Linked DNA regions of Homo sapiens: region 2 is linked to region 1. Evidence: chromatin loops called from intact Hi-C (ENCODE). Cell type or tissue: dorsolateral prefrontal cortex. All regions are shown on one strand. Links, peaks and the distances in the headings refer to the core of each region. The heading gives the core; the rest is flanking DNA.

Evidence for each region. A loop is a pair of places that touch in the nucleus more often than their neighbours do. Peaks named below come from ENCODE experiments on the same cell type or tissue, not always from the same donor. Only the 100,000 strongest peaks of a DNase experiment are listed, where the experiment ranks them.
Region 2: it touches region 1 in a loop (2.6-fold over the local background); 5 of 110 quality-filtered maps call a loop at or near these places.

What each region holds. Positions count from the first base shown.
Region 1 is chr1:198,775,920-198,781,309 of GRCh38, reverse strand. No RefSeq gene overlaps it. Among named protein-coding and RNA genes, the nearest start is that of MIR181B1, 80 kb to the left of the region's middle. In dorsolateral prefrontal cortex, for the core only: no CTCF peak of the experiment used is centred there; DNase peaks (open chromatin) are centred at 3,019 and 4,402; H3K27ac peaks cover 2,003 bases.
Region 2 is chr1:198,842,445-198,847,834 of GRCh38, reverse strand. All of the region lies in intron 2 of MIR181A1HG (MIR181A1 host gene), which reads left to right. Among named protein-coding and RNA genes, the nearest start is that of MIR181B1, 14 kb to the left of the region's middle. In dorsolateral prefrontal cortex, for the core only: no CTCF peak of the experiment used is centred there; DNase peaks (open chromatin) are centred at 1,034 and 2,364; H3K27ac peaks cover 520 bases.

The DNA of each region.
Region 1 (5,390 bases), core at 291-5,290:
TTTTCCAGTCTCCTCCGTTTTTGTGATCCTCCTCCTCCTTCTCCCCACCCTCACCAATTTATTCTCCTCGCATTTGTCTCCATCTTTCTTCATATTTCCTTCTCTCCATCTTTTCTACATCTCTTCTTTTCCTTCAACGTCTTTTCCTATAGTTTTTCCTTCTACATCTCTTCCTATAGTTTTTCCTTTTTTCTTTCTCTCCCTCTCTTCCTTTCTTCCTTTATATTCCAATCTTCCCATTCCCTTAATTTATTCTTGAAATGACTAATAATTGTTTGACTCTCAAATAAACTGTAGCTAAGTATAGGAGACAAAAATATGAGTGGGATTTAAGTTAAGGGAGAAATTATATCCAAGAATAATAAATTCAAAGGGAGCAGTGAGGAGGGATCCAGAAATGATTCTTGTAGTAGGTAGCATTTGAGTTAGAACTTAAAATGACAGCTAGATTTTAGAGTGAATATCTCCAGGCTGAAGGTCTTCCAAGTAGAAGAAACGTATTGAAACAAGTTTCAAGAAGATAAAAATATAGGTGATAGCATGCAGTAAGTAGAGCATTTCAACTAGTCCATGGGGTGCACATGGTAGAGGATCCTAAGTCAGCAAAAGAGAGTGACCTTAGTGTCCTTTCCTTGTGAGTCATTGAAGAACCATGAAAAGATACGTTATAGGAAAGTTATTTAAATGTGTTAGATAAACCAAAGTTGGGAACAATTGGAGTCCAGGAAACCATAAAACAGTATTGACATAGTTTAGTCAAAAGATAGCAAGAGCATATACTAGAGCCTTGGCAGCAGGAATCAAAATAATAGACACCTGCCAGAGTCTTTGCAAAAAGACAATCAACCAGTCCTGGTAATCATGGGCAGTGAGGAAGGGGATGAGATCAAAGACAACACTGAGGCCTTGACCCTGGAAGAGTAAGAGGTTGCAAATTCCATTTACAAGGACTAGATGGGAATATCTAGTAGCGTATTGAAAATGTGAGTTTGGTCTCTCTGAGGAGCAGCTGATGCCATACAGAGGAGGAGAATGTGTAGAAGTGGGAAAATGCGAATTTGGACGCTGTAGTATAGTGGAAGCTAAGAAAATATTCACCTCATCATGGAAAATGATCAAAATCAGAGTCACCATCCTACAATTAGAAATAGGCCAGCAGGACCCCTTGTTCTTGGGGACATCAGTGTCCATCTACTAGGTCCAAAGCCCTTAGAATGTTTAATGCCGGACCATGGCATTGAGGGAAAGACAGTGGGCTGTTGGTGTCTGTAGGCCCAGGTTAGTGGAGGATGGGGATGAGGAAATTCGTCTTTATAGTGTCATATGCTACAGAAGTCAGGAACCATGAGGATTAAAATGAATTACTAAATTTAGTAATCCAGAGATTATTATTAAATTTGGAAAGACTAGTTTCAGGAGAAGATATGGGGCTAGAGATGAGAGTTCAAAGATTTGAAGAGCAACTAAGGAAGGAGAAAATGTAGACAGCTGATTTACACAATAATTTTGAGAATTTGGAGTTGATCAGGAGGGAGGTCTGGTGGGCTGAGGAGCTATGGGGGATGGAAAAATAGAGCATTGTTTTTAGAATGGGGAAAAACTTGTTTGTAATTCAGAAAGATTAAGAGAAGAAACATGTTTGAAGAAGCAGAGACTGATAAACTTGTGGAGTAGTTTGAGTCTATGAAACCAAGAATACAGGTGGAGGGGGTCTCATGCAGAAAAGAAGGCATAAGCAATGCCTAATCCTTTGAGGGAAAAGAAGGCCTGAAGGAATTGGGATATAGAGGGATTTTGAGTTAGGAAAGGACCTACCAAGGACACCCTGAATCTTGCTCTCAGTAAAGCAGAAGGAGTAGTCATCTGCTTAGAGTGATGACGGGGCCTAGTGTACTCAGAACTGAAAATCACAAAGGATTGCAAACAATTAGCTTCGCAAAATGTGATCAAGATTTAATCACCAATCTGTGGCAGTATCCATAGAAACATATCTGGTGTTTTTACAGGCATACCTCGGAGATACTGAGGGTTTGGTTCCAGTCCACCTCAATAAAGTGAGTTACACACAACTATTTTGGTTTCCTAGTGCACATAAAAGTCATGTTTATACTATACTGTAGTCTATTAAGTGTGCAATAGCATTATATCTAAAAAAAGTACTACCTTAATTAAAAATACTTTATTGCTGAAAAATGCTGACATAGAGACTTGAAGTGAGCACACATTGTTGGAAAACTGGCACCAATAGATTTGCTCGAGGCAGGGTTGCCACAAACTCAAATCTTCAGTTTATTAACATAAATCAGTATCTGCAAAGCACAGTAAAGCAACATGGAATAGAGCAAGATATACCTGTATTATTATGCTGTTGTCGATATTGCTATGGATTTGCTTAATTTCAGATTTGCTGTCCTAATAATATTAGCACTGAATAGTTGAGGGAAAAATTTCATTTTCTGCCTTACTGCTTATAAAATATGTTAATAGGTAAAAATAGAAATCAAAGCCATCTTTTCTTTTTTATGTGAAATTACAGAGTACAAGTTTAAAAAACAAGTTTTCCTTTAACTCTAGAGGCAGACCTAAATCTTGAGGGGCATAAAAAAAGATTTCACATGGGAAGCTGGATTTTTAGGCTAATGAATGCAACTCTATTTTTGATACTATGCTGTGTGTTTATATAAAATAGAGGAGCATTTTATGCCAATTAGTGGCTTGCAAACCCTATACTTTTTCCAGCAAGGACTAAGCTTGAAAAACTTGAGAAGTTAATACAGAGAAGCGTTGGCAGTGGATCATGCGGTTGGCTTGACTCAAGGCAACAAAGCTTTAGCATAAATTAGTTTTTATTTGTTAAAAGAAAAACAAATTCTGTTTGTTTTTATAATACAGTTTGTTGGTTCTTTTAATTTGGGGGAAAATTTGGGGAATTCCAGTTCTCAGAGAAGTGAGAAGCTGAGCTCAGCATGAGCCAGGCCCCGGCTTCCAGGCCCTGTGTAAACAGCCACATGCGTCTTCCTCAATACACCTCGGTTTGAGGCAGCAGGGCGGGCCTGTTATGCCTGGACCTCAGCTGAACCAAGAGTCCCAGCCAGCCAATGACTGCTGTGTGATCCACAGTAGATTATTCAGACCACCAAAGGGAGCCTGTGGCTCTTCTCCCACCAATCTTTAGCCCTGACTTTTATGTAGTGGCTGAGGAAAGCAAAATTTATAGAATGCTATTACTTTGATGGAGAGATGATCTCATCCTTTTCATTAGTTTTGCAGATAAGAAAAGTGAAAATTGGACTCAGAATTTGGCTTAGTCAAAGCAGACTGGTACAGTACCTGACAAACTCAATTCCCAAGTCAAAGGTCCTTGAATATAAGGTGTACAATCAGTAGACTCCTTTTTCAGATGTCTATGTGAGAACTACAGTAAATGAGAGGTGTGTGTGTGTGTGTGTGTGTGTGTGTGTGTGTGTGTTTTCATCCCAGTCTAGAAAAATGGCATGAAAATCAAATGATTTGCAGCACAGCTAATGGTAAAATCTTCCAAATCCAGAATTCCTGTGATCATTGTGTACTTCACTCAGCAGCATAAACCCTGGTTTTCGTGGCAATTCCCAGTTGAAGTGAAGCTAGTTGCGCCTGGGGAAACTTGATGTGATTGTTGCTAACTATTACTTATTTTCATGAGTTGGTACCATTTCAAGATTTGTGGTGCAAGGGTTTCTTTAGAAGTCTGCAGCCAGTATTAGTTCAGTCCTTTTGAACTTACAAAAGCACTGTCACATTCACAGTGCACTTGGTACTCATGATAACACTATGAAGTGTTGTGGCAAATATTGCTAGTTGTTGCCAATTTCTATGTTCTTCTTCTATAGTAACAGAATTTCTGCTTTTTGTATGGACATAAAAGCCACATATCCCAGCCTAGTTAGGTGTGGCCATATAGTTAATTATGGCCAATGGGATGAGAGTAGAGGTAATGAGGTATAAGTAGAGTTAATGTTTGTAAATTCAGTGCTCTGTCAACAAATGGGGACAGCACACTGTCTCCACTGGCTGGAATAATGCTGGGCTTGAGAAACCTTGTTCTAGGTGATTTTGAAATATTCATGAATAATAAATGCAGATTATTATCATTATAAAGATAAATGGTTGTGTGACCTTGTACACATTATTTAATCATTCTAAATTTGCTTCTCCAATCTAAATTTGAGATACTAATAGTCGCCACAAGGGATACAATAAATATTAGAAGGGACGTATATAAAGTGTGGATGACAGTGTTGTCAGTACTAATAGCAAGCAGAGCCTGGTTTTGAGAACCGTAGAGTGTGGAGGACAAGAGGGGAAGAGATACAGAGGCGACTGCAGGAGTGGGACTGAGAGGCAGCGGCCGGAGTCAGAAGGCCTTCCTCTTTCTCATGAGGTGGCTGTGGTGCATTCTTTACTGAACAGGACAAGACTCTGTGGTTAGTGCTGGAACTCTTTGTCCTGAGTTAACAGTAACAGGAAGAGTGACTCAATATCCAGCCTCAAAGGATGGAGAAGCTGAGTCTGGTTTGAAACTTCCTCTCTCAAATCAGGGTTTGTCTGGGAACTAGATGAGTAGAAATGACTGTTAGTGTGCTCCATAGAGACCAATAGGCCCAGCTAAGACAGGCTGGGTGGGAAAAAAGGCCAAGGGAATGAGAAGGTTTGGGCAACAGGAATTTTTATTAGCCTTGTGGTTTGAGCTAAGTTTTAATAGCCAGTAGACCTATGCTTGAATCCCAGATCTACTACTTAGCAACTGTTATTGGTACCAATTTCCACATCCTTAAAGTGGGAATAATAGCTACCTTTTGAGGACTGTTAATCACAGCCATCATCTACTGAATTCTTACCGTGGATCAATCACTTTCGTAAATATTTGTGTTCGTTATCTCAAGTAATCTTCACAATGCTGGAAGGTAAAAACCGTCATGATTTCCAGGTTACGGAAGAGAAAAGTGGGGCATAAGGAGGTCAGAACATAGACTCATACGATTAAACTCTACTTCTTTGTTGCTTTTCCACTTAGGATTAAATGAGAAAATATAAAGTACTTAACACAGTGGTTGGCTCATTGTCTTGAATAAATGGTAACTTTTAAATATTATCCCAATTTTAGAGATGAAAACCATGAAGCTAAGAACAGCAAAGCAAATTTCCCTGAATTGTGTGACTGTTGGTAGAACAGGGTTCACGCGTTTCACTCCACACAGTTTTGATGCATTCTGCCTTGCGCCAAAAGGGTATCCAGCAGAGTGGAAGCAGCTGCTTCACCCGGGATGGAGGAGGATGTTCAACCAGCTCTCAGAGGTCATGCCTGAACTCTAAGGACATGGCTTTATCCTTCTCAGGATGTATTCTTCGCC
Region 2 (5,390 bases), core at 269-5,268, 67 kb before region 1:
AAAACAAACAAACAAACAAAAAAGTTCGTGGTCTTTTATGAGCTTCAACTGGTTAGAACTAGTTGTGATTAAAACTAAATTAGTTTTGAGATCTCCTAGGCAAGAGCTGCATTAGTGGAAAATTTTCCACTTAACAGATGTAAATAATAACTGGTAGAGAAGTTGGGGGCATGGATTGAGGATAAGGAGACAAAGAGCATCCCAGGCAGAGAAAATAACATGTGCAGACCCTCAATACTGGAAGAAGAAATGCAGTTCAAGGAAAGCATAGAGACTCATATAATTCGGCTGGAACAGAGCCTCCCAGGAGGCTGCTGTTACCTGAGGCTAAGGAGGTCTATGCCAAGGCCACACAAAAATGTGTAAGCCATGTTAATATTTATTCTAATGTCTCAAAGGCAATAGGAATCCAGCAAAGTGTCCTTAAATGAGTGATAGGCGCAAAGGTTGAAAGGTAGAGGATGATCTGATTTATGTTTCAAAAAAATGATCACTCTGGGATGGTTTTAATGTTGAACTAACAGGGTTTACTAGTTGAGCTGCTTATACATCGTTTAGGAGGCAATTATTATTGCCCAGAAGAGAGATGGTGGAATTCAAAACCGATGATTCCAATGAACCTGGGTGATTTCAACAATGAAAGAGAGTGAGAGTGTCAAGGGAGATTACGATTAAGGTGCCCAAATATCAAACTGCATAATATTTCATAAACATAATAACACACTATTTAACCCTTGATCCAAAGCTTTTCCATCTTAGAGATTGTGATTGGCAACCTGTAAGATAGGCCCCAAAGATCCTCATCTCCTAATATTGGTGCTTTTCTGAAATACCCTCCCTTCAACTGTAGGCTGGATCTAGAATGCAGCAGAGGTGACGGGGGCACTTCCAAGATTAGGTTACAAAAAAAAAAAAAAGGTGGTTTCTATCTTGGTTGTTCTCTTTTGCTTACCCTTGATAACTCTCTGTGAGGACAACCAGCGGCTGTGTCATGAAGCAGACTTTTGTAGAGGCCCATATGGCAAGGGATGGAGGCCAGCCAACAGCCATGTCAATGAGCTAGCAAGCAGATCCTCCCCTACTCAAATCTTGAGATGACTGAAACTTGGACCAAAATCTTGATTACAAGCCTTATGAGAGACCCTGAGCCAAGAGAAGCCAAGCCAAGCCATGTCACATTCCTGACCCACACACACGATGAGGTAAGAAGCCTTTGTTCTTTTAAGCTGCTAAGATTCAGGGTGATTTGTTACACAGCAATAGATGACTGAGAGCTTCCCAACTAAGCAAAGATTTTGCCCTTTTTTTTGCCACTGTCACTATATACTTTTAAATGTCCAGGTGCATCTCTTTACTCTTTTTCACTACTTTATTCCTTTTTACTTTCCTTATTAAATTATTTATTAAAATGTTATTTTACAGCAGTCAGTGTACAGATAGATATAATAGAACGTTTAAATGATTTCAGCTTCAATGGTTTAGAGATTGATAAAGAAAAAAGAATTGAGATAAAAAGTCTTCGTAAAGGTATCTTCTGCAAATTTGGCATGTTTAAAGAATGGATAAGCTCAAAGTACAATATATTTATCTTCTCTGTTTCATCCATTTTCAGCAAAAACTCTGGTTATATTGATTAAAAAAGTAACTGTCTTTAAGGGTGCAGTGGTTCATGCCTGTAATTCCAGCACTTTGGGAGGCCAAGGTGGGTGAATCATCTGAGCTCAGGAGTATGAGACCAGCCTGGCCAACATGGTAAAACTGTGTCTTTGCTAAACATACAAAAACTATCTGGATGTGGTGGTGCATGCCTGTAATCCCAGCTGCTAGGGAGGCTGAGTCATGAGAATAGTTTGAACCCAGGAGACAGAGGTTGCAGTGAGTCAAGATGGCACCACTTCCCTCCAGCCTGGGCGACAGAGTGAGACTCTGCCCTCCCCCCAGCCCCGGCGACCGCACACACACACACACACAAAAGTAACTGCTTTCAGATTATTGTAGTGATTATGTAATGACAGGAGAAAGACTTTTGATGTATCTCATTCATGATATTTTGCTGCTGCTAAATAAGAACGAACAGTGGCTATATAGAAGATACAAAGTTATGTCCGTGAAAACTTTGCACGCTGGATACACCAGGGCCTCAGTCTTCAGAATTTCCTCCCCATCTCTACCTTCCCCAAAGTATTTCTGAAGGGTCCTAGGAGATTTTACAAACCCAGTCAACCTGCACGCTGCATGAGCCACTTTCTTCCACTTGTCTTTTCTTTTGAATTATAACTAGTCCCATTGAGGATCACTGTTCTTTTGGCTGCATGTAATCACACCCAGCCAGCACTGCTTTCTCCTGCTGACAGAGCAATCTCACTGGGTAACAACAACATTGATGCCAAGTTCTGCCGTTTCTGGGTCCTCTCACTCCCCTGGAGTGCTGATTCAAACTGCCAGAGCTTCACCATGTAGACAATTAGGAATTTCTTTCATTTTTCAATTGAACACTCTGGTAAAATGGTACCAAAGACTTACATTTTCCCCCAATGTCATATAAAGCTTTAAAAGAGTGATTCTATTTATATAGGAAATCAAGCATAAATCCATAAGGTGGAACGAACAGACTCATCTACAGGCCATGCACCTTGCGAAATTGAAATCTGCACCTCGTTTTGACGAAGCGTTCATGATTGGGCTAAACCTAAATTTATTTTATTTTGGCTTTCTTAGATGGAGCTGCCTGCAAGGAAGTTTATCAATTCTTCATGCAATAGATTCCAGGGAAAACTTGGCCAGAATCATCTAAATCACAGCAAAGGCAACTACTTGGCCTCTAACTCCAGAGTAAAATAATAAATAATAATATATGGGTAATAGTAATAATATATATATACTAGTAATAATAGTAAAATAATAATAAAAGTAAAATAATAAAAGCAGAACTCCAAAGTAGAATAATCTTCTGTCTATTCTTTATTACTTCCTGCTAACAACAGCAACAATAACAACACCACAAATTTTAAAATGTCTCATGATTTCATGGAAAAAACATTAAATTTAAAATTTGGAAAGCATGTGTCAGCCCAGTCTTACCATGAACCACTTGTTTGATGCAAGTCAGACTGATATTCTTCCAGAATCATATATAGCAATTAATTTTCTTATCTCCAAATGAAGTCTCTGAAAGAGTGGATCTCTAAGCACTCTTGAAACTCAAGATCTCTACAATTGAATGAGAAAAAAATTGGCAAAATTATATAGGAAAAAATTATATAAATGTTAGTTAAAATCTTTGTTTTCCATCTGCTTTATTGATATGGGAATTTTTAAAATGCAAATCAATTTTTAATCACATATCCATTTATTCAACTGAGTTATAAAACAGAGGTAGAAGCATTTGCTGGGGTGCGTTAATGATCAGGTTGATCACTTGAAAATATATAGCTGAGATGAGAAAAAAATAAAACTCCAAATAAAATAAAATAGAAAATACATATTAAGGCAGGATAAGTATAAAAAAGATGTGAAAGAAATGATAATAAAAGGAAACAAATGTAATCCTGATGTTTCCATTTTTTGTACCATCTCATTTCTACTCTTTGAGGAAGTAAGCAGCAGGTTCTGGTTTCTTGATGTTTTCCTTCACACTCGTAATTCCCAGTGAGATGGAAAAAAGATTCCAGGCCAACTGATAAAAAAGGAGAACTGACAAAGACTTCAGATTTTTCGCATTGGCCTCGAATTTTATTTCCAATGATTTTATACCAAAAAATTTTCCTAAGAGCACCCCCAATGTAAATAAGATATGCCAAATGTTTATGCATGTAGGCAACCAAGAAAGACGATTTTATTGCTAAACATTTGTTTGATCTTATATAGCATTTGCATGGGTACAAAAGCTCTCTTTGAGTAATAGAAACACTGTGTGTCTTCTATTATATTTGACTCAATGCTGTCAGAAGGGTTGATAAAAAATATCAACCTAAGATTGATATTTTTATTTTTTATTTTTTGAGACACAGTTTCATTCAGTTGCCCAGGCTGGAGTGCAGTGGTGCAATCTCAGTTCACTGCAACCTCCCCCTCCCGGGTTCAAGTCATTCTCATGCTTCAGCCTCCCAAGTAGCTGGGATTACAGGCATGTACCATCATACCCGGCTAATTTTTGGATTTTTAGTAGAGATGGGGTTTCACCAGGTTGGCCAGGTTGGTCTTGAACTCCTGACCTCAAGTGATCCACCCACCTTGGCATCTCAAAGTGCTGGGATGAGAGAAAGGTGTGAGCTACCGAGCCTGGCAAGACTGGTCTTTTGAGATGTTTTTCCGACTTCTGCATTCTGGCAACTGACTGACTCCATCCAGAGCAGGACTGAACCAGTCCTGTGGCCCCCACCCAGAGGCAGACACAGTGTATGAGTACCATCCTCCACATCCTATGATTTCACCCTCAACCATTCAGCAGCACTTATTTCCTAGCCCACTGCCTGCCAAATTATCCATAAAAACCCTAGCCTCTGAGTTCTTGGGGAACTGATTTGAGTAATAACTCCAGTCCAAACACTTGACCAGCTCTGTGTTAATTAAACACTTTCTGTACTGCAATACCGTAGTCTCAGTGAATTTTTTTTTTTTTCTGTGCAGTGGGCAGGAGGAACCCATTGGATGATTATAATATTGTGACCACATAGCTACGAAAACACACATCTTCCAGCTTTGCAAACAGAATGGGATTAAGAGTGGCTCATAATGGACCCTAATTCCAACATCTTAGGTCAAGGTTCTGATTGATGAGGAGATGTAGGCTGATCACCAATCCCAATCTGGTTGGCTAGGCAGGCAGTATCAGATAAATCCATAGTTACCCTGACTGAAAGCTTGTAGTGCAGAGTGTGGAAAGAATTATTCCTCAGAAGAATGGCATGGCATTCAGAGGGTGGTGTTAGCTCGCTACAGATAAGAAGGGTATTCTGGTACAGGAAAAAATCCAGGTGCGACATCATGGAATGGTGTTATGTCCCCTTAGAGGGCATAAGTTGAATGCTTTTAGGAGACCTTCTTCATAGATAGCAGAGATGTTTGTGAAGATGGTGTAATTTGAGATCAGCAGAGTCAGAACTATATTCACCCTCAGTCCTATTATGGAGCCTAACTTTTCCATAGCTATTTTGTTTTGGTTTAGGTAAAAGCTCTTTTTAAATGTAACACAGAAGTGAGGGCAAAGTAGGGAAATTATAGGTTATCCGATTATAAGCTGTTAATAACTTTTCTCACATTAGTTTCTTTGATGAGTTATACAGTCAAGGAAAGGCTTTGGTGGAATGAGTTATAGCAGCAAGAGAATTTTGATGCCTGTTTTCATGATGTAGTGCCTACGGAAAATATCAAACAAAGTATAAAATTCT